Linked DNA regions of Homo sapiens: region 1 is linked to region 2. Evidence: read pairs that join two places in POLR2A ChIA-PET (ENCODE). Cell type or tissue: PC-3. All regions are shown on one strand. Each heading gives the region's core, and the rest is flanking DNA. Links, peaks and the distances in the headings are about the cores only. Region 1 overlaps PGM2L1 (phosphoglucomutase 2 like 1). Region 2 overlaps POLD3 (DNA polymerase delta 3, accessory subunit).

Evidence for each region. ChIA-PET counts read pairs that join two places held together with the same protein. Peaks named below come from ENCODE experiments on the same cell type or tissue, not always from the same donor. Only the 100,000 strongest peaks of a DNase experiment are listed, where the experiment ranks them.
Region 1: POLR2A ChIA-PET joins it to region 2 with 9 read pairs; 2 of 35 experiments call an interaction of 5 or more read pairs at or near these places.

Annotation. Positions count from the first base shown.
Region 1 is chr11:74,376,080-74,386,540 of GRCh38, forward strand. All of the region lies in intron 1 of PGM2L1 (phosphoglucomutase 2 like 1), which reads right to left. Among named protein-coding and RNA genes, the nearest start is that of PGM2L1, 17 kb to the right of the region's middle. In PC-3, for the core only: no CTCF peak of the experiment used is centred there; a DNase peak (open chromatin) is centred at 5,152.
Region 2 is chr11:74,636,001-74,646,461 of GRCh38, forward strand. POLD3 (DNA polymerase delta 3, accessory subunit) reads left to right here. Exons shown (of 12, transcript NM_006591.3): 11 at 197-275; 12 at 4,564-7,076. The coding sequence ends at 4,766. Among named protein-coding and RNA genes, the nearest start is that of POLD3, 49 kb to the left of the region's middle. In PC-3, for the core only: no CTCF peak of the experiment used is centred there; a DNase peak (open chromatin) is centred at 831; H3K27ac peaks cover 626 bases.

The DNA.
Region 1 (10,461 bases), core at 3,071-8,070, 260 kb before region 2:
GCAAGTATCAAATTTTAAATTGCACATGCCTTTTGGCCCATAGATTTCTGTCCACAAAAATACCTTCACATGAACAATAACATTTATTCATATAAGAATGTTCACTGCAGCATCTGTATGGATAGTATTATTATTAATATTACTATTGTGTAGACGAAGAAACTAAGATTTAGAGAGGGAGCCTAGTATCACTGAGGTGGCATTGGAAATTTAGACAGGATGGGAACCTAGGCTGGGCTGGCTCTAAAGCCTACACCATCTCACTACAGACAAACAAAATAATTGTGTTGGGGTGTTAATAATGCTTCTGATAACAATTTAACTCCAGTTACAAAGCAAAACGATATTCCTTTTTATAACAAGTATAGTGTGTGTGTATATATATATAGTATGTATATATAGTATAATGTGTATATAGTATATATGTGTGTATATATACAGTATGTATATATGTATATATGTAGTATGTATATATATCTAATGAGTATATATGTGTATATACACATTATGCATATATGTATGTATATATACGTATGTATACACACACACATATATAAATGATCCAGCAGACATAAATGCTGTTGGTTACTGAGTATACTTCCTAATGTTTAACTGCACAGCTACTAGAGTAGGGCCTAAAAATTCCATTCCCAGTTACAGACTTCACAACCAGTACTAACCTAATTCCTGGTTGTTGAAAAACTGGTAAGTTAGAGAAAAATAAAAATGAATAAAAAATCATGATATACTAGACATAATAAATACATTTGTATGGCAAAAAAAGCTAAATAATTATGACAACTGGCATTTGAAATCTACTTTACACTCAGATTTCTCCCCTATTTAACAGTGAGACATTAATTTAGATGTTGATGTTATAAACTTTTAAAAATATAACCTAAAAAACTATCTATGCAGCCATAATTATCACATATTCTCCATTCAGATGAACTTACATTTGTATTTTTTTGCTAAAGTCAATATATCACTACGATTTTATAAACTATAATATATGAAGATTCTAAAGAATTATAAACTAATTATCATTATTATTATTTCTTTTTTTTTTTTTTGAGACGGAGTCTCGCTCTGTCACCCAGGCTGGAGAGCAGTGGCGCGATCTCGGCTCACTGCAAGCTCCGCCTCCCGGGTTCACACCATTCTCCTGCCTCAGCCTCCCGAGTAGCTGGACTACAGGCGCCCGCCACCACGCCCAGCTAATTTTTTGTACTTTTAGTAGAGACGAGGTTTCACCGTGTTAGCCAGGATGGTCTCGATCTCCTGACCTCATGATACGCCCACCTTGGCCTCCCAAAGTGCTGGGATTACAGCCGTGAGCCACCGCGCCGGCCAACTAATTATTTTTAAATGAAATTTTTATGTAGAACTCAGGTATAGTAAATGAAAAGGAGAGCAGAAGAGTATATACAGTGTTTTCATTTCTATAAAAAGAGGTATGTGTATATTTATATATCATCTAGAAGTATTCCATGCAAATATAAGAGACTAAAAATAGTGATTACCTCTGAAGGGGATATTAGGCATGGGGTTTCAAGTAGAAAAGTGACTTATTTTTATTGGATAGCCATGATGCTGTTTGGATATTTTATGTATATATCACTTTTTTATGGTTAAAAACTAGTTAGGTATTCATGATGGCTGAGAAAAACCACTACTTGTGTGTCTATGTGAATAATTTTTTACCTCACAAATTGCTCTCCTTTTCCCATTCACAGAAAGCTACTGATAAGATCTGAATCTATAAAACATATATTGGCTTTCTCTCAAATGCAAATTATTGTTTGCTTTCTGAATGTGCTCTCTTATTTACAATTCACTGATTACTTGGGGGTAGAAGCCTAGTCAGGAAAAAAAAAAAAGAGGAGGAAGACAGTAGGAAAACTATTTGACTGACCTGCTTTGAAGAAACATACATACCAGGCTGGGCACATTGGCTCATGCCTGTAATCCCAGCACTTTGGGAGGTCGAGGCGGGCGGATCACCTGAGGTCAGGAGTTCAAGACCAGTCTGGCCAACATGGCGAAACCTTGTCTCTACTAAAAATACAAAAATTAGCTGGGCATGGTAGCATGTGCCTGTAGTCCCAGCTACTTGGGAGGCTGAGGCAGGAGAATCACTTGAACTAGGGAGGCAGAGGTTTTAGTGAGCCGAGATTGCGCCACTGCACTCCAGCCTGGGCAACAGAGTAAGACTCCGTCTCAATTAAAAAAAAAAGAAAAAGAAAAAGAAATATACACACTGACCTATTATATAAAATGAAAATTAATTATTTAGAAAGTAAATGCATTCAATCTGAAATAAATTTGCTTTTAACTAGCATATCTTAGAATCCTAACAATTTTAGTACTCCAAAAAAGTAATCCTGCAGAAAATCCAAAAGATCTTAGTGACTACTAGCATTTCTCTGTACTTCATCAGTAATAAAGCTAATTGTTTAGTATGAAATCAGTAAGGTGCAGAATACAGAAAAAAGCCATACATTATTTTCAAATTTTACCTGTATACCAAAAATTTTCCTTTAGGTTCTAATCCTATGGTTTGCTTCAACTTTACATGGCTGAAATGAAGAAAAGAAAGTGTCTTCTTACATAGTACTTGTGGAGTTTTCTTTTTTCTATATTGTAGAACCATAAGGCCCAAATTCAAAGAAAACATGAAAGAATTGATTTTTCCAAAACCACTTAAAAAAATTAACTTCTTACAAACTTTCACAGATGTGCAGAAGGTTACACACCAGACCAAAATTCACATCAACTCTGCCTGCTGACCAATGAAAGTATTAACATTCACTTATGAAGGATCATTTTGAACTTGCCCAAGTTTTCTGAACCTATTCTGTTCATAACTAGGGACTTCTATATTATTTATGTATAATAAATATAAATGTCTATAAAAGAGTGTAAAAAAAGTAATCAAGTTTGCCAATGAGAAGTGCGTTAGTTTGTCTGCATTGGTATAAAGGAATACTTGAGGCTGGGTAATTTATAAAGAAATAAGTTTTATTTGGCTCATGGTTCTGCAGGCTGTACAAGCACAGCACCAGCATCTGCTCCACTTCTGGTGAGGCCCAGGAAGCTTTTAGTCATCGCAGAAGGGAAGGATAGCCAGCCTATCACATGGTGAAGGAGGGAACAAAAGAGAGCTGCCAGGCTCTTCAACAATCAGCCCTCATGTGAACTAACAGAGTGACAACTCCTTATTATCACCAGCAGAGAACCAAGCTATTCATGAGGGAACCACCTCCATGACCCAAACGCCTCCCACCAGGACCCACCTCCAATATTGGAGGTCACATTTCAACATGAGATTTACAGGGGACAAAACAGCCAAACCATATTAAAGAGTTTGCCTGTAAATCTTTTTTCCTACTTATCTTATAAACCTACTATTTTAATAATTCTAACACAATTTGAATCTACTCTATTAGTATTCTAGTACAAAACCTAACAGCTTAAATACACTCAAAAACATGAATCGTATTGTTTAGAAGATTGGAACAGATCTAAAAGAACATAATATATATTAAAAATCCCAAATTCAGGCTGGGCGCGGTGGCTTATGCTTGTAATCCCAGCACTTTGGGAGGCTGAGGTGGATGGCTCACCTGAGGTCAGGAGTTTGAGACCAGCCTGGACAACATGGTAAAACCCCGCCTCTACTAAAAATACAAAAAATTAGCCAGGTATGGTGGTGGGCACCTGTAATCCCAGCTATTCGGGAGGCTGAAGCAGGAAAATTGCTTGAATGTGGGAGGCGGAGGTTAGAGTGAGCCGAGATCATGACATTTGCACTCCAGCCTGGACAACAAGAGTGAAATTCTGTCTAAAAAAAAATCCCAAATTCTAATATTGTTACACATCTAAAGGGGAGCCAATATACAAAATTGACTCTTAAGAACTCAAATACTTCTAAAGTTGCAAAATTGTACATAACATTTTTAAATGTTACTGACAGAGACTTGTGTCTAAATAATAAATACCAGTTTTATATAACTACAGAGAAAAACATTTTTATTTTGTTTATCTATTTATTATTTTGCCCCTCATCTTGAATGAAAGACAAACAAATTTTAAAGTTTATTTCTAACCAGAAGTTAAAACAGGAAAGTGCAATCTGAAAATCTGAAAGGTAAACACAGCTGACATTTACTTCTGAGGGTAAGCCGATTTGAAGATCCAAGTCTAGAGTCTTGGAGCAGAACAGCTTTTCTAAATCAGATGTTTCTTTATTAAGTCCAAAATATATTCATGCTAAACCAATCATTCTTTCCTATTTAAATAATTTTTGTGTAATTCTAAATTTAATTTCCTTATCTTTAAAAAATTGGTAGAAATTAACATAAATTTGGCTTAGATAAAAAACTTGAATATAAAATATACTCATCATATAAAATGAGATTTATTTGAATAATTGCTTAATAAACACAAAAATCATATCCATGAAATGAAGTACTAATTACCCCCAAAGTAGAAAATAATCCTTGAAATATTATCATTTAAGAATATTAGATATACCAAATTAGTGTGAAAAATTTAAAAAAGTTAATTATTTTGTTTCAAAAAAACCTATCTTTTTTTAAAAAAACTATAATTTTAACAAAGCACATACATTGAGCTCAATTTTACTGTTCAATGACATAGTCTAACTTGTCTCTGTTAAGTTTTAAGTAAAAAATATTTCTCATATAAGGTAGTCAACATAAAATATTTCAAATGTTTATTGTCTTTCTACAACTATTCTGACACATCATACTTTTCTTGACCAACAAAGAATCCAATTATTGGCTAATGTGCTCAGTAGACCACTGCAGGAGAGAAAGATCACTGAACTATAATTCTAGAAGGTTTGGCCCTGATCTTGAGTCAGCAATTGCTTAGCTAGATCATCCTGAACAAGTCACTTCACCTTTCCTTAGACTTTAGATTCCAAGCAGATGTGATGATTTTTGAGATTAACTTTTCAAACTCTACAGGTTTTGTCAGTAAGTGATCATGTGAGGCACTAAGTATACTAAGTTCAAGGGTTCCAGTAGCATCTATTACTAGCTTTATGACCTTGAACAGGTAATTTCACTCCAGTATCCTCACCTGTAAAAAACAGGAATCATGTTCTACTCTTCTTCCTGGGCACCATGCCAGCCTCCCTTGGAGCTAAATGAGACCATGTGACAGAGTTGTGGTCACTGGATATGAAAGAGATGTGCACCACTTCCATGCCTAGCCCCAGACCTACTCCCCCACCACTCCTCTTTCCCCATTTACCCATTAAACAGAGAGGACTCTAAGGACCTAGAGGAGTATGTAGCAACAAGATGGAATAAATGATTTCACGGAGCAAAATCCCCCTCTTTTACCTCCTACCTCATGGACCAGCCCTGGGCTGTAACGTGAGCAAGAAATAAATTTTCACTGTGTAAGCCACTGAAACTTTGGCGTATTTGTAGGGTTTTTTGTTTGTTTGTGTTTTTGTCTTTTTTTTTTTTTTTTTTTTTTTTTGAGACAGAGTCTCGTTCTGTTGCTCAGGCTGGAGTACAGTGGGGATATATCAGCTCACTGCAGCCCGGACCTCCTGGGCTCAAGTGATCCTCCTGCCTTGGCCTCCCCAAAGTGCTAGAATTACAGGTGTGAAGCCACTGCACCCAGTGTAAGTAATATTTGAACTGAAAAGTGAAAGATCAGTAGGAGTTGGATTGTGGAGCAAGGAGGGTGAGGAACAAGTTGGGAGTAGAGAGATAATGAGTTCAGTATTAGACTTACTGAATTTGAAATAATATCTATACCCAGCACGCTAACCATTGCTTCCCCCCCACCCCCACCAATGGTAACCTAGGAAATGAAAATTAAAACAAGATACCATTTTTCACCTAAAAATTTATTAAGAATTTTTAAAATGAGTAAGCCCAGTGCTGGGGAATGAAAATTAACTCTAGTAACCAAGGAAATGAAAATCAAAACAAGATACCATTTTTTCACCCAAAACTTGATTAAGAGTTTTTAAAATGAATAAGCCTAGTGCTGGAGAATGAGAGTGTATTTATTGTTATGGCTTAGTAAAAAACCACTCTAAACTTAATGGTTTCAATCAATAATCATTAATTATCTTTCACAGTTTCTATGGGTTAGGAATTCAGAAAGGGCACAGCCAGGATGGCTTGTCTGTGTCCTGCTGTAGGCTTGTCTATCTGGCAGTGATGCTGACTGTAGGCTGGGGCCTAGTGGAGGCCATCAAATGGAACACCTACAGAGGCCACTCCTTGTGGCCTCGGTTTCCTTGCAATGTTGGGTTCCAAAGGCAAGTGTCCCATGAGCAAGCAAGCCAAGTGGAAGTCATATTACCTTTTATGGCCTAGCCCTGAAAGGCAGGTTAGCTTCCACTGCACTGTATTTACTATTTTTATTTTTATTTTTATTTTTTTGAGGCAGAGTATCACTCTGTCACCTAGGCTGGAGTACAGTGGTGCAAACACAGCTCACTGCAGCCTCTGCCTCCCAGGCTCAAGCAATCTTCCTACCTCAGCCTCCCAAGTAACTGGGACTACAGGCATACACCACTGTGCCTGGCTAACTTTTTAATTTTTTGTAGAGATTGGGTCTTGCCATGTTGCCTAGGCTGGGCTTGAACTCCTAGCTTCAGGCAATACTCCCGCCTCAACCTCCCAAAGTGCTGAGATTACAGGCATGAGCCACCGCACCTGCTTTGTACTATATTTCTTTAGACAGTTACAAAAGTCCACCCAGGTTCCAGCAGAGGGAACACAGATCCCACCTTTCAATTGAGGAGTACCAAAGTCACACAATAAGAAGAGCATGTGGAATGGGACATATAGGTGCAGCCGTCTTTAAAAACACAATCTGCTACAGAGGGACTATAAATCAATACAACATCTCAGATGACAATTTGCCAATGTTTTAAGTAGCTTAAATATTAAATAGTCTTTGTTTTAGCAATTCTACTTCTAGAAATTTATCCCAAGGAAATAATCACGGATTCATGTTATGATTTAGTCATAAGGATATTCACTAAAGTAATGTTAATAATAAAAAAGTAAGCAAGCCACATGTTAATAGAAAACTGGTTAAATAAAAAGGCTGATGTAATAATACATTAAAATAATGTATTAAAAAATCACAATAGAATTTTAATATGCAAAAACACTTAGATATATTAAGGGAGTAAGTATATAAACCATACATGCAATACAATTCCAAATTTGTAAAATACACATAAATGCACAGAAAAATAAAACTAAAAAAAAATGTGATTGTTCCTTATATCTTTATAGGGAAGGATTACTTATGTAATCAAGGAGAAAAGTTTACAGAATACAAATTAACCCCAAACTCTTATTTATTTAAAATTTTACTTTATTTTATATTCCAGATACATGTGCCAGTTACATAGGTAAATGTGTGCCATGGTGGTCTGCTGCACCTATCAACCCATCACCTAGGTATTAAGTCCCACATGCATTAGCTATTTATCCTGATGCTCTCCCTCCCCACGCCTCCCAGACAGGCCCCAGTGTGTGTTGTTCCCCTCCCGGTGTCCATGTGTTCTCATTGTTCAGCTCCCACTTGTAAGTGAGAACATGCGGTGTTCGGTTTTCTGTTCCTGTGTTAGTTTGCTGAGGATAATGGCTTCCAGCTCCATCCATGTCCTTACAAAGAACATGATCTCAATCCTTTTTATGTATACATAGTATTCTATGGAGATATATAAATAAATATATATATATATATATAACATTTTCTTTATCCAGTCTATCACCGATGGGTATTTGGGTTGATTCCATGTCTTTGTTATTGTGAATAGTGCTGCAATGAACATACGTGTGCATATATCTTTATAATAGAATGATTTATATTCCTTTGTAACCCCAAACTCTTAACCTGTGGATTAATGTCATTCATCAGTTTAGGAAATTTCATAGTAACTATCTCTTTCCTCTCCTTAAGAGATTCCAATGAATAGCATGTTAGACCTTTTCCTGTATCATCTTATGTCTCGTAGCCTCTCTTTTACTCCCCCACTCCCCCCGCATCCTTTTGTCATTCCATGCTTTGTTCTGACTATTTTTCACTGACCTATCTTGTAGTTTGTTAATTCTCTCTCTGATTCCTCTCTAAAGTGTTGTTAAATTTGTTCATTGAATTCTTAATTTTGGTTATTGTATTTCTTCAGCTTCAGAATTTCTATTTTTAAAAATTTACTTTTTGTATTATTTTCATTTCTCCACCAATTTTTTTAACTTATGAGATTACTCTTACTTCTGCTCTCTGCTCAATTTTAATCTTTTTTAATCTTCTTGATCTTGACAATCTTAGTTATTTTAAAGTCTACATTTGATAAATATAGGAGCCCTTGCCGGTCAGTTTGCATTATCTGTTGTTTCTGCAGGTTCTTGTTTATGTTGACTTGCTTCCTTATATGTTTGGTTATCTTTGACTCTGTACTATTATATTTATATTATTTTTGTAATATTAGGTATTATATTTAAAATATTATTAGTAGGAATAATTTGGAAACTAAGATGAAGCTACCTCCCTCCAGGAAACTTGTTGTTGTTGTTGTTTGTTTGTTTGTTGTTTTGCTTTTCTTAGGCATCTGAAAGCACTAGCAATCTAGGTTCACTTTAATCCAATTTCCAAGCCATCCAAATGACTCAAAACTGGAATATAGTCTGTATGCGGAGTGTTTACTTTGAGTTCACCAGTATTCACAGGGCAGCCCTTTGGACTTCTAACCTAAAGTAAGAGTGTTTTCAGGGTCTCCACCCGCAATAGGGCCTAGATTCCAACTTTTGTCCCGCTATACTAGCAAGGCTAACAAAAAGACTGACAATCTTCTTAGCTGCCTATCCTGATCAATAAATGTGCCCTGGGCAAAAGTGGCCCCCTAAATACTAAACTCAGCTCTCTGAATTTCTGTCTTCTTCTAGATCATGGCCTGGAATTTCCTTCTTCTTCCAAATCTTAAACTGGAAACTCTTGACTAACATTAAATAACACCTTCAAACAGATTTTTAAATCTATATTTTGTCTGTTTTTTCCAGTTGTTGGAGGAAGATTGTCCAAATTACCTCATCTGTCATTTCTAGAAGCAGAAATCTTTCTATCCTACAACACTGCACTATATAGTATGGCTTTACTACACTTAACTTACATGTACTCCACTATATGTATTTAGCCCTGCCTCCTAAATATTAAAATTGTATTTTGTGTATGTGCTCTATTATATATGGCACATTACTACATATGTTACATATTCTCATATATTACTGTGTAAGGATAGATATTTGAAATCATGTATCTTGTAGTTCTTGGACAATTTAAGGGTTTACAAGGGTGATTTTAAAATTTTATACCATTATCATTATTTATTGACTTTGGAATCTAACTCCTAAGTAAGACAAGACTCCATTATACCAGAAATGTTCTCATACGGAAGTTGCCTATTTGGGATACTACAGAACATGTTTTTATTCTGAGTAGGAGCTTAAATAAGATAATATCTATATTTCTGTCAACTGAGATTCCATAGTTTTATGCTTAATTTAACGTATACTCAGACAAAAGATTCATGGCTTGATGTTTAATGCATATTTTGAAATGGCGAAAATACTACCAACAGGAGAACCCTGCCCATCAGCATAAAAACCACCAAGAAAGGAAACAATAATATGCTTTTTCTTTTTCAATAAAGCCCAAATTCCATATTCTTCTGAAATTAGGCTACAATTATGGTCTGACAGCATTTCCCAGAAGTTAAATATCTCTGTATCATGTATATGTCATCTTTACATGTTATAGAAATAATCTAAGGGAAAAAATTATATGCAAAATGATGCTGTCAGCATTATTCAAAATAGTTTTTAAAAATCAGAATACTTTAAGACATCCAGCAAAAAGGAAATGGTTAAATATGATATATTTACCAAGTGAAATACTATGCTGTCAATAAAATTATAATTATGTTCTACGTGATAAAAATTACATATATAAATTCAAAAGACAAACTGAGAAAAAAACATTTGTAATACATGATACATCAAAGACTTATTTCTTTGGCATTAAAACAGGAGAAAAGATTAATAACTCAATAGAAAAGCTAGCAAAAGATATGAATAGTTCATAGAAAAGGAAATACAGCTATCTTTTAAGTATATGAAAATATACAACCTCACTTATAAGAAAAATGGAAATTAAAGCTAAAATAAAATATAGTTTTTATTTTTCACAATGGCAAAGAAAAATATTTGATACTGCATGGTAGAGTCAAGAATTTGAGAAAGCAGGCACTTTTATATATTATTGGTAGAATAATACATTGGTGCACACTCTCTGTAAGGCAATTTGGCAATATCTGTCAAAAAAAAAAACTTTTTTTTTTTTTGAGGTAGGGTCCCACTCTGTCACCCAGGCTGGAGTGCAGTGGTGCCA
Region 2 (10,461 bases), core at 255-5,254:
ATCAAGCCTGTGTATATAGTGGGCGTAACTTGTCTGTGTGATGGGGTTGGTTCTCTAAAACTAATGTAGAGTTTCTCTTTCAACTTTTTATCATAATGGAGTATTGGAGAGTGATTAGTATAGATTTAAAAGCTTTTGTTATTTTTCTGTATAACATAATTGATCCAGCTTAACATTGTATCCTCTGACCTTTTAGAGCTCAAGTGGAGAAAACAAAAGAAAACGAAAACGCGTACTAAAATCTAAAACTTACCTGGATGGGGAAGGCTGCATAGGTAAGACAAATATTTGGCTCCAAATCCAGAGATAGAATCTCTTATTACCACAGAGGCACCATAATCCCTTTTAGAACAGGTACATCTCAAACTTTAATTTACATGTGAATCATGCCCAAGTGGTACTGATGCTGTTTGTCTATGGCATACACTTTGTGTAGCAGAGTGTAAGTCAGAACACCTAGGTTCTTGTTTAGGTCATAGACTATAAAAATAAGCACTGAGATCTTGGCTAAAAGTTATGTCGTCCCTGGTGAAGAGTTTCTTATCTATGGAATATCTATTTTGCCTAAATGTGCAGTTATGAAGATTCAGGTGGCATAAATATATCCAAAAACAAGATGGAAACCACAGTATGGGCTTAAGATGTTATCATAGACATTGAGAAGCTTTTTTTTTTCTAGAATATTTGTTTTTATAAATTTGAACAGTGGAAAAGAAGCTACAGATGATTAGACTGTAATCAAGAGTCATCTTTGGTATTTGGTTCCATTTGTTCTTCAGAAGGGTATGACTCATCGAGATTGCTTCCTTTATGTTTCCTATTTGTAAGCCATGTTAGGTAAAAGCATGTGCTTGTTATGAAGGCCTAGGGAGGAATTAGAGTTCAGGCTTTGAGTCATTGGCTAGTTCTTCAGCCATGTTTTAGCTTCTTCTACCCTTTCCATAATCACACTAGACTTCTGTGGAGCTTTTAAGATTTAGCACTTGAGGTTTGATGGGATGCTCAGATCCTGGTACTGTATTTTTGTGTTTGAAAAGAGTTGTGGGTTTAGGCTCTTACCTTTGTTAGTTGGATAGCCCATGGTTGTCATTTTGCCTTTTGTGGCACCTGCTACAGCTTGGATCTTCAGAGAAGATTATTTTCCCTGTTACTGATTTTTTTTTTTCCTAGTTCAGACTTGTTTTGAAAAGATTGGCTCTGAAGAATCAACCTTTCCAGGTTCTTAAAACTAGTGAAGACATTTTGTCATCTGTGCTCCCTGTCCCACTATTCCCCACCTCCCAGTCCTCTGAAAAGGCCTCTGCCATTTTAATTGTAACATGTGATTGGGGAGTAAAATTCTTTACGTGTGGAAATTCTGTCTTTTCAGTGCCAAATTTCTTGTGAACCTGTGAATTCTGGACTTTGAATGGGTTTTTTTTTTTCTTTTTCTTCCTTTTTTTTTTTTTTTTGGCTTTCAGTCTTTTAATAGTTGCCATTTTCAAGCCTCTTGGTTTGGCCATGGGTGATAATATATGTGTTTACTGTTGAATTTCTTAATTCAACAGTGCATTTTTTAAATTTAAGAGGACAAAAACATTGGTGCCAGTTTTTTCCTCCTCTTTCTGCCCCAAAAGAAAAAAGTCAAACGTCTTTGTGAGAGTGAGAGTTCATTGGGAATTTGTGGGTAATTATTTATTGCTTTGTTTAAAATATAGTACTCGAGTTTTGGCCAGGTGTGTGATGTGGACTTTTTTGCACTCCTGTCTCCAGACAGGACTGTTAAGAGCCTTGGATGCAGCAGTGAAAACTGTGCTCACATTGCACTTTTTTTTTTTTTTTTAAAGGTTTTTGGTCCAAGCTCAACCTAATGAATCTTGGCTTTGGTTACCAACAAAGGAGTTCTGCTTTCCTCTCTCTGCTCAGACTGTTCCAAATGTACCAGCATAGGGGGCTTGCCCTGTCCTGTGCTGGATCAGATTTGTTCTATGGGTTTAGAAAGCTCATCTTTCTCTCTTTGTGACTTTGCAGCAGAAATTGGGTAGTTGGGCCCCTGAGATAAGTTTGGAGTAGACTTCTGGACAAGGGAATGGGTTTCTAAGAGCAAAGCAGTTAAGTGGAAAAGAAATCTGATGTTACCCACGAAAACCAGGTTTGTTTGCCTTTTTTTAATGGCAACCCAGAAAAGTGGCATGTTGTTCAGCTAAAATAAAGGCCCTATATTTTTAATGGAGACCTCCTTTTTTCTGGGGTTTGCGGTAGCTACAGCTTTGAATATAGAAATATTCCTTTTAGTTCTTACAGTATACTGAATATGCTGCTAAAGAAATTTTGTTGGTGCTGCCCTGACTGTTTTTTAACTCCCCTGAGCAATGTCTCACACAAAATTGGCAATGAGACAGCCATTGATTTCATTAATAAGTAATGAAATAATGAGCTAATTGATGCTGAAGTATAATGTAGACATGCTGCCATTTGAGTACAGAATATAGCTTATGAAGGAGCAAAGTCTTATACCACCAACTAGTAGAAAGTAATTTCCTTTCTGTATCTGTAGATGGCTCTTCAGACTTTTCTAATTTAAGATATTGAATAAATAACAGCTCGTAATTTTGTCCCATTAATTCAGTTACATAATGCTTTTGAAGATGCATGTGAGATGGAGGTGGTGTTCTGGGGTCTAATTGCTGAACGAATAGGTATGCCATGGGAATTCTCTAATTATCTTAGAGCAACATTTCTCAAACTTTGCCGGCTATGTGCATTACTTGAAGATCTTGCTAAAATTGAAATTCTGCATCAGTAGGCCAGGAGTGGGAACTGAGAGTGCATTCCTAATAAGCTCATGGGAGATTCTGTTGCCTCTGGTGTGCGGAGCACAATTTGAGTAGTAAGGCCTTTCAGAATACTTAATATATATCTAAAATTTATCAGTATTTTTTAGCCTCTAAGTGAACATCAAAGTGAATTCTGGGCTCTTACAAAATTAAAGACAAACTCTGGGAACTCTCTGGGAAGGGATTGTTGATTATGCAGCCTTAATGGGATTAGCTGGATAAGAGGGACGGAATGCTCCAGTGGCAATTGCACTTCAACATTTAAAACAGGGAAGGAGAGAACATTAATTCCCAGAGTGTGGTCCCCAGACCAGCAGCATCAGCATTATCTGGGAGCATGTTAGAGAAGCAAATTCTCAGGTCCCACCCCAGATCTGCTGAGTCTGAAACTTGAGAAACAGAATCTGGCAATCTATGTTTTAACAAGCCCTCCAGGTGGTTCTGATGCACAGTAAAGTTTGAGATGATATCTTAAGTAGCAGAGTAGGTATTGGGACACACATACATTTGATTCCAAAGCTTATGCCTCTAGAACAATTTGATATATTTTATTAGAAAGAATTATCAATAAAAGCTCAAGACTGTCATTGTTCTTTAATGGAAAAAAAAACCTTTTACTTTAATCATTTGAGCATTTATTATGCATATTAGGTTACGCTTTTCAGCTAAGAACAAGCTCTTTTCCTTCAATGTTTCTCTATCGCTTGCTGCAACCAGGAAGGCTGAGAAAGAATTTAGATAGCATTGGTTATACAGCTGCCACAGCTCTCTAAAATTACAGAAAGGTGGCATGCTGTTTCTTGTGGTTGGTATATGTGTTGCAGTAGTGTAGATCCTCCTCGGTTATGTGACGTCATGGCTGGAAGCCACTATCTGTGCCTGTGTCCTTTGGGGCTTGCTCATAATGACTGCTTACTGTTACAGTTCTTTTCCAAGTTTCCCTTGGGAAGGGTTCAGTGAGTTTTAATAGCAGGGGAAAAGCAATTTATGCCTTCGGCTGATAGGGAGTAAGAAAACTGGTAACTTTGTTTCTCAATTTATCACTGTCATTCCTTTAACACGTGTGTCATCCGATAGCATTTGCTTGAGATAGTTAACCTTCATGATACAGACTACTACTAAATTTTGGGTTAATTTGCAGCCATTAAGAACTAAGAACCGAACAGTTGAGTAACTAATCTTCAATTCTCTGTACCTAGGATGTGCAGAGAGTGGGTGGCATCAGGTTAGAGCTAGACAGGAGGGTCCATGGTGACCTTGGTTAAACAGAATGGAGGCAGGCAAATAGGCCAGCAGTTTAAGACCAGTAACGGGAATAGGCAGGCATTGTAGGTCAGAGAGGTGATACTTAAGAAGCCAGTCAAAGCATGGAGTTAGAAGTAAGTGTTTAAGATATAGACAATTCGGATATAGAGTTCAGGAAGTTAGCCAGCATAGGCCAGGACCCAAATAAAGGATTTAGGCAATTCACTGATAAAGGGCCATTTAAAGGCATGGGATATAGCTGTGAGGGAGAAAAGTGAACGTTAATTCTAAGCATCAAATAGAGACTGTGTGAGCTCAGGATCCCACATAGTTCCTACCTTAGGCTAGATCTGATCTCCCAGTGGGAGAAAGATTGAGTCCTAAGTAAGCATATTTGCCTTGATCAGAGTCTGAAATGATTGGGGTTAGCAAGACATCCCATTTTCTTCATAGAGTAAATGATTCAGCCCACCCATGTTCCATTTTTTTCTCATCCTACCAGTGACTGAAAAAGTCTACGAGAGTGAATCCTGCACAGATAGTGAAGAGGAGCTTAACATGAAGACATCCTCAGTACACAGACCCCCTGCCATGACTGTGAAAAAAGAACCCAGAGAGGAACGAAAGGGCCCCAAGAAAGGGACTGCTGCTCTGGGCAAAGCCAACAGACAGGTGTCCATTACTGGCTTCTTCCAGAGGAAATAAACTGCCATCTCTGGTAGATCAGAGACTTGGAGTGGTCAAGGGAGAAGACCAAGAAATGTACTCCTCACTTACTATGTAAGTTCATCTAGATCTCCACCTCACCTGTATCAAAAGACTGTTCTTTCATCCTGTGAGGTTTATACTATTTCTGGTTTTTAACCAAAAGGAAATCATCTGGAAGCAGGAGGCAAAAAGCTGTTACCTTCTAATGACATTTAAAAAGCACAGTCTTTGACCTGTCCAGGAGAAGGATTTACTCCAAAATTATACTGGAACAGTTTTCAGAATTCTCACTGAAGCCATTTAGTGGCTAACCCACTGTGCTCCACTCACCCTATGCCCTGGTCCGCATATGGCACAGGAATTATTCCTTCTTGTTCCTCTGTATTCTAAGAATTCATGTGGGTGTTTCTTATCCTTACATTCTGCTGGATACGTTTACCCCTCTTGTCTTCCTGCAGTACCACACTTCTGTCCCCTAACCTCCTGAGGCTGTTCTCTGTAAGTCTTTTAAGTTTTGGTTGGACTAAAGGCTGAAGTGAAAATCTCCCTGTAATCCTCTTCCTCCATTATGCAGTACACGGACACCTGGCTACAGACCAGGACGTGGCTTGTGTTCTGTTCCTTTCACAAAAGCTCTCTGGGACCTTCACTTGCAATTAGTGGTTAGGGAAAAGCCTCAGGCAGAACACAAATAGAAATTTAATGATGTGTTCAACTCCACCAGAAATTACCTCGAGTCAGCATTGACGATATTGGAGGAGCTGCCGTGCTGCTGATACGGGGTGTGCTTTATGCTGCTCTTTGCGGTTTGTTGATCCCCTCCTCCCCCACTCTCAATACCTAGAGAGTGAAACCCGTACAATGAGATAAAGACTAAAAAGAGAAATCCCTTCCTATATACAGTGTGCTACATTTACAAAAAATTTCTCCTTAAGAAAACAGAATATTCAAAAACAGCACTTTTCCAGGAAGTTAGTGAGGAAGATAAGGCACACATTTATTTATAAATGGATGTTGCTCCTTTGTATTTTTAGCTTCCCTATTTGCTTAAAAGTACAGGCTCCCTAAGAGAGGATGGAGAGGGAGAGACTGAATTGTTAGTAGGTCTAAACATCAAAGAAAACATTTTTATTAGTTACTTATGGAAAATCATCTATTACAATGATAACCTTCAAGTGACTTCCATTATGGCTGGACAGGCGGTGAGCTCAGTGGATTGCAGTGGTGTGCTGGTGATTTTGCACAGTGAGCTCTGCGGAAGGGGTCAGGCTCAACTGCTGATGTGTCTCACACGTAGCAGACAAGGGGTGTCTGACTGGCTTCTTTTGCCTCAAGATGGTGTATGTCGTAAGTGATGCAATCAGCTGTCTGCTTTTTAAGGTTGGGATTGTGCTGACTTTGGGATTAACATGAGCTTCTTTAGCAACCAAGCATGAACTTGATTAAGACCAGAAGTTTGGGAGATGAGTCCTGGCATTATGTCTAGGACTAAAGCAGTGGCTTTGTATAGCAAGCTGAGTAAAGGTTGACATATTCCAAAACCCTTCTTTTTAAAAGGAAAAAGGATGGAGAGAAGGATGGAAAGCCTGGACTTAAACCTTTAGAAAAAACTTCTGGAGAGAAATCCCTTTTAAACAGTTACTTTTGTCATTGCCTCTGGTCATTTGTCTAAATAGGAATGGAAAATTAAAAGAAAAGCAACAATCCAATCTTTTTTCTAAAAATTATGCTGGGGTCTCGACTAAAACTGAATTTGAATTGGAAAATTCTGGTGTTGGTTGGAGTTCCATCTTGCAAGGGATAATACAAATCCTATGATCTCTATGCCCAATATGCTGCCTCAACTCTGAGCTGTCTGCAAGGCTTAGTAAGTATTGAGTGGTGTTTTTTTTTTCTTTTTATACAATACCATGTTAACCACATGAGTTAAATAAATTTGAGAAGTTGTTTTAAAACAGTGCTTCAAACTGAGTATCTGATGAGTCTCTTATTTGATGGATGGTAACAGTGTTGCAATTATTTAAGCTCTGAATGGGAAGAAGGCTGGTTTTCAGTTGATATTGTTAAAACTGCATACCCACAGTCTGAGATGAACAAGTTATTTGCTGCCTTCATCGTTTTTTTCAGCACTGGGGAAATGTTAGTTTCAGCCAACCTCATTTTTTAGTTCATCTAGAAGAAAATCTAGCACATTGTATTAGTTTGGCTTCATCACTTGCTAGCTGTATGACTGTGGGCAAGTTTCACAGCCTCAAGTTCTTTATCAAAATAAAACTAAAATGAGTTACCAAGGGTGTCAAGACTAAAGTCAAGTGTATGTAGCATGAATTCGGTCCATGTTGGCGGTCACATACGCGCTCTACAAAATGGTGGCTTTCTTTCTGATGTCATAAGTGATGTAATCAGCTAGCAGCTTCCTGAAATGTTATCAGTTATACGACCCAGGTGGTATATTCTTCAGTCATTCTGGCTGTACATGTAGTAAAAAGGGGAAGATAGTTGTCCTATTTCATGAAAGGTTTAAAGAGAGTAGATATTTTCCTACTGAAGGAATTATAGATGCCTATATTTACTGTTCATTTATTGTGTATCTACTATGTGTCAAGCCCATGACCTGGGGACTAGAGGATATAATAGAAACCATAGAATTTGGCACTTGATCCTCACAATTTAGTGGAAGGGAAAGCCAGTAAAATGAAATGACAGTGCCATATGTGAGTGCAATGTACAGGGTCCTCCAAGAGTTCCCAGGAGGATGGGTATCAAGGCAGTCTTCCTGGAGCAAGCAGTTCTTTGAATGATGAGCAGGATTTCACCCAGCAAAGAGGAATGGAAATGACTTTCCAGGCAGAGGAGCATGGCTTTTGGGAGAGGTGGGCTGTAGAACTTGAGAATAGGGAGGAAAATGTATTCAGAAATGAAGTTGGGGCCTTGCTAAGCAGTTTGGATTTGATTTGTAGATAATGGGAGCCAACTGAAGAAATTTAAGAAGAGTAACAGAAGTTGGTTCTCAGTTAAGAGTGACAGCCAGTATTTACTTTGATTTTGTATCCATGATAGTATTTCTACCCTTGCATATGCACATTGTATCTTAAAATTCTAGCGGGATTAAAGAAAACCATCTTGGTTAAAACAAGGCCGCTTAATTCTGGCAGTCAGCATAGACAATTGCAGTGTTTCCCTTGTCTTCCCCCGTCAACATAGATTTCTGTAGCAGAATCAATTTTTTAAAGTGATTTCAAAAGCTGGTATTTCTTCTTTGACACTCTCAGTGATGAGCCTCCACTCACCTCCCTGGAAAAAACTGGGAATTCAGGGGCAGAGGGGGCTGGTAAACGAGTGAAACAGTTCTCTATTCCTTTTCTATCTTTGTTTCTTTAAGAAGACATTAGTTATTATACAGGAGAGGGCTGAAGAGAAGGGCCATATAAGGAAACTAAATAGTTTCTCCAGGACATGAGTAGAATGAGTGCCTAATAATGTATTTGCCAGAAACGTACTCTGTGTCAAGACTCGTTTTGGTAAACTTGTCTCCTTTCATTGGTTCCAGGATCTCAGTATGCTGTAATGCAGCTTTTACCACCATGAAACATTTTGGGGCTGCCTCGTTTTGTTGTGAGAAGGCAGTATTGCTTTCTGAGTTATTGCCCTGGCAGCTCTGTAAATTAGCCCATGCTGTCACCATGCCCTCTCTGAAGGGCACATTGTACCCAAATGACTGCATTTAGGATTGACTCTTACCACTCCCTGCTGCATGACACTTTTCTCCACTTGTATCTGTGTCCAGTTTTTTGTGTTCTTAGGTGCGGACCACCCACAGATTACCACCCAGGCTCTTTAGCCAGAGAAACTTGGTAAGGCTTCTGATCCAATATTTTTCCATTGGATCAGAATCCACCTTAACTCTACAATTCCCCTTCTACTTCAAACCCTTAATGTTTTCTGAACACCCATTCCCCTTAACTGTTCTCATTTTCTCTTTCCAGACTCCATGTTTCTTGAGGTTTCACCTTGGCTCCCTGTACCTACTTTCTTAATATTCAGAGTTCTTCATGGCTGGTTCTTCAGCTTCATTCTTTTGGTGTTTTAGGCTTTCTCAAGGCTCTTCATGGCATGTCTTTTACCGGACTGCTCTTGAAGAATGGAAAAACTACTTTGTTTAGTGTCTGTTTGGGATCAGTCAGATCCAAAGCATAAAGCAGTTATTGGAAGCTAGTTATGTTTAGTCCTGGATAAAATACTTTGGGGATTGTAAGAGCCCGTAAGTTACCATTTTGGAGTGACAAGACAAACATACTAAATAGCATTTAGCATTTGACACAATGCTTAGATGAGTGATAGACATGGGACTTAATAATTTAGGAATGAATTAGGATAATCATTATGGGCAAAATATTATATTCCTATGCAAAGAACAATAAAAGATTTAAAGAAAGAAACAGGCTGAGGTAGGCTAACCATTTTATTGGGTGTTATTCAGCTATTTGAACTTCACTTGCCACTTGTACATTCACGGTGTAAGTAAACCATGATTTAGTGAATCTTTAATTAATGGAGTTATTTCTGTTGTGCTTTAAGCATGAGAGTATTGACGAGAAAGCAAGCAGTTATCAGGAATTACTTCAAAAGGCAGTTTATACAATATAAAGTCTGTATAGGCTCCACTCAGTTTTGTACACACTCAACAATTTTGACCTACTAGGGAGGCAGGATGCCGGGATGGAAACAACACAGGCTTTAGAGACAGAGGGCACTGGATGCAAACCCTGTCTGAGGCACTGACCTTAAGCAAGATATGCATCCTCTCTGAACTTGTTTCCTCATCTTTAAAAATGAGCTACCCACCTACCTTAAAGCGTTGCTTTAGGGCGTTAATGAAATAATGCATGGGCAGTCCCCAGTATTTTGACACCTATTAAACTAATACAAAGCAGAGTAACTCACATTTACCTCTTTTAATCCTCATAGCAGCCCTGTGAGATAGGTACTTTTATTCCCATTTTGCACATGAGAAAACTGCGGCAAAGGGGTTAAGTAACCTGCCCAAGGTCAGAGCCACGATATAAATCATGACAATTTGGCTTCATTGCCCTCAGTCTTAACCACTGTGCTATATTGCCTCTTGGCTATGTATTAGTTCATACTTCCATACCGCCCAGTGATGATTGATGTTTTTTTTTTTTTTTTAAGACAGAGTCTCGCTCTGTCACCCAGGCTGGAGTGCAGAGGCACAATCTCGGCTCACTGCAACCTGTGCTTTCTAGGTTCAAGCGATTCTCTGCAACCTCCGCTTCCCAGGTTCAAGCGATTCTCCTGCCTCAGCCTCCCGAGTAGCTGGGACTACAGGCGCATGCCACCACACCTGGCTAATTTTTGTATTTTTAGTAGAGACGGGGTTTCACCACGTTGGCCAGGCTGGTCTCAAACTCCTGACCTCAGGTGATCTGCCTGCCTCGGCCTCCCAAAGAGCTGGGATTACAGGTGTGAGCCACCGCGCCCGGCCTGATTTTCATTTTTATAAGTGAAAGTGCAGCTGGTTGTTGAGATCCAAGATTGTCAGATTTGAAGGCAATCTTAATGCTTATTCAAATCAACCTCTTATCTGATGTCTGCATCTTCTCTGCAGCATCCCTGCCAAGTGGTCTGGAATCTATAAACAAAGATTCAATTATGTTCAGTATACCATACTTAA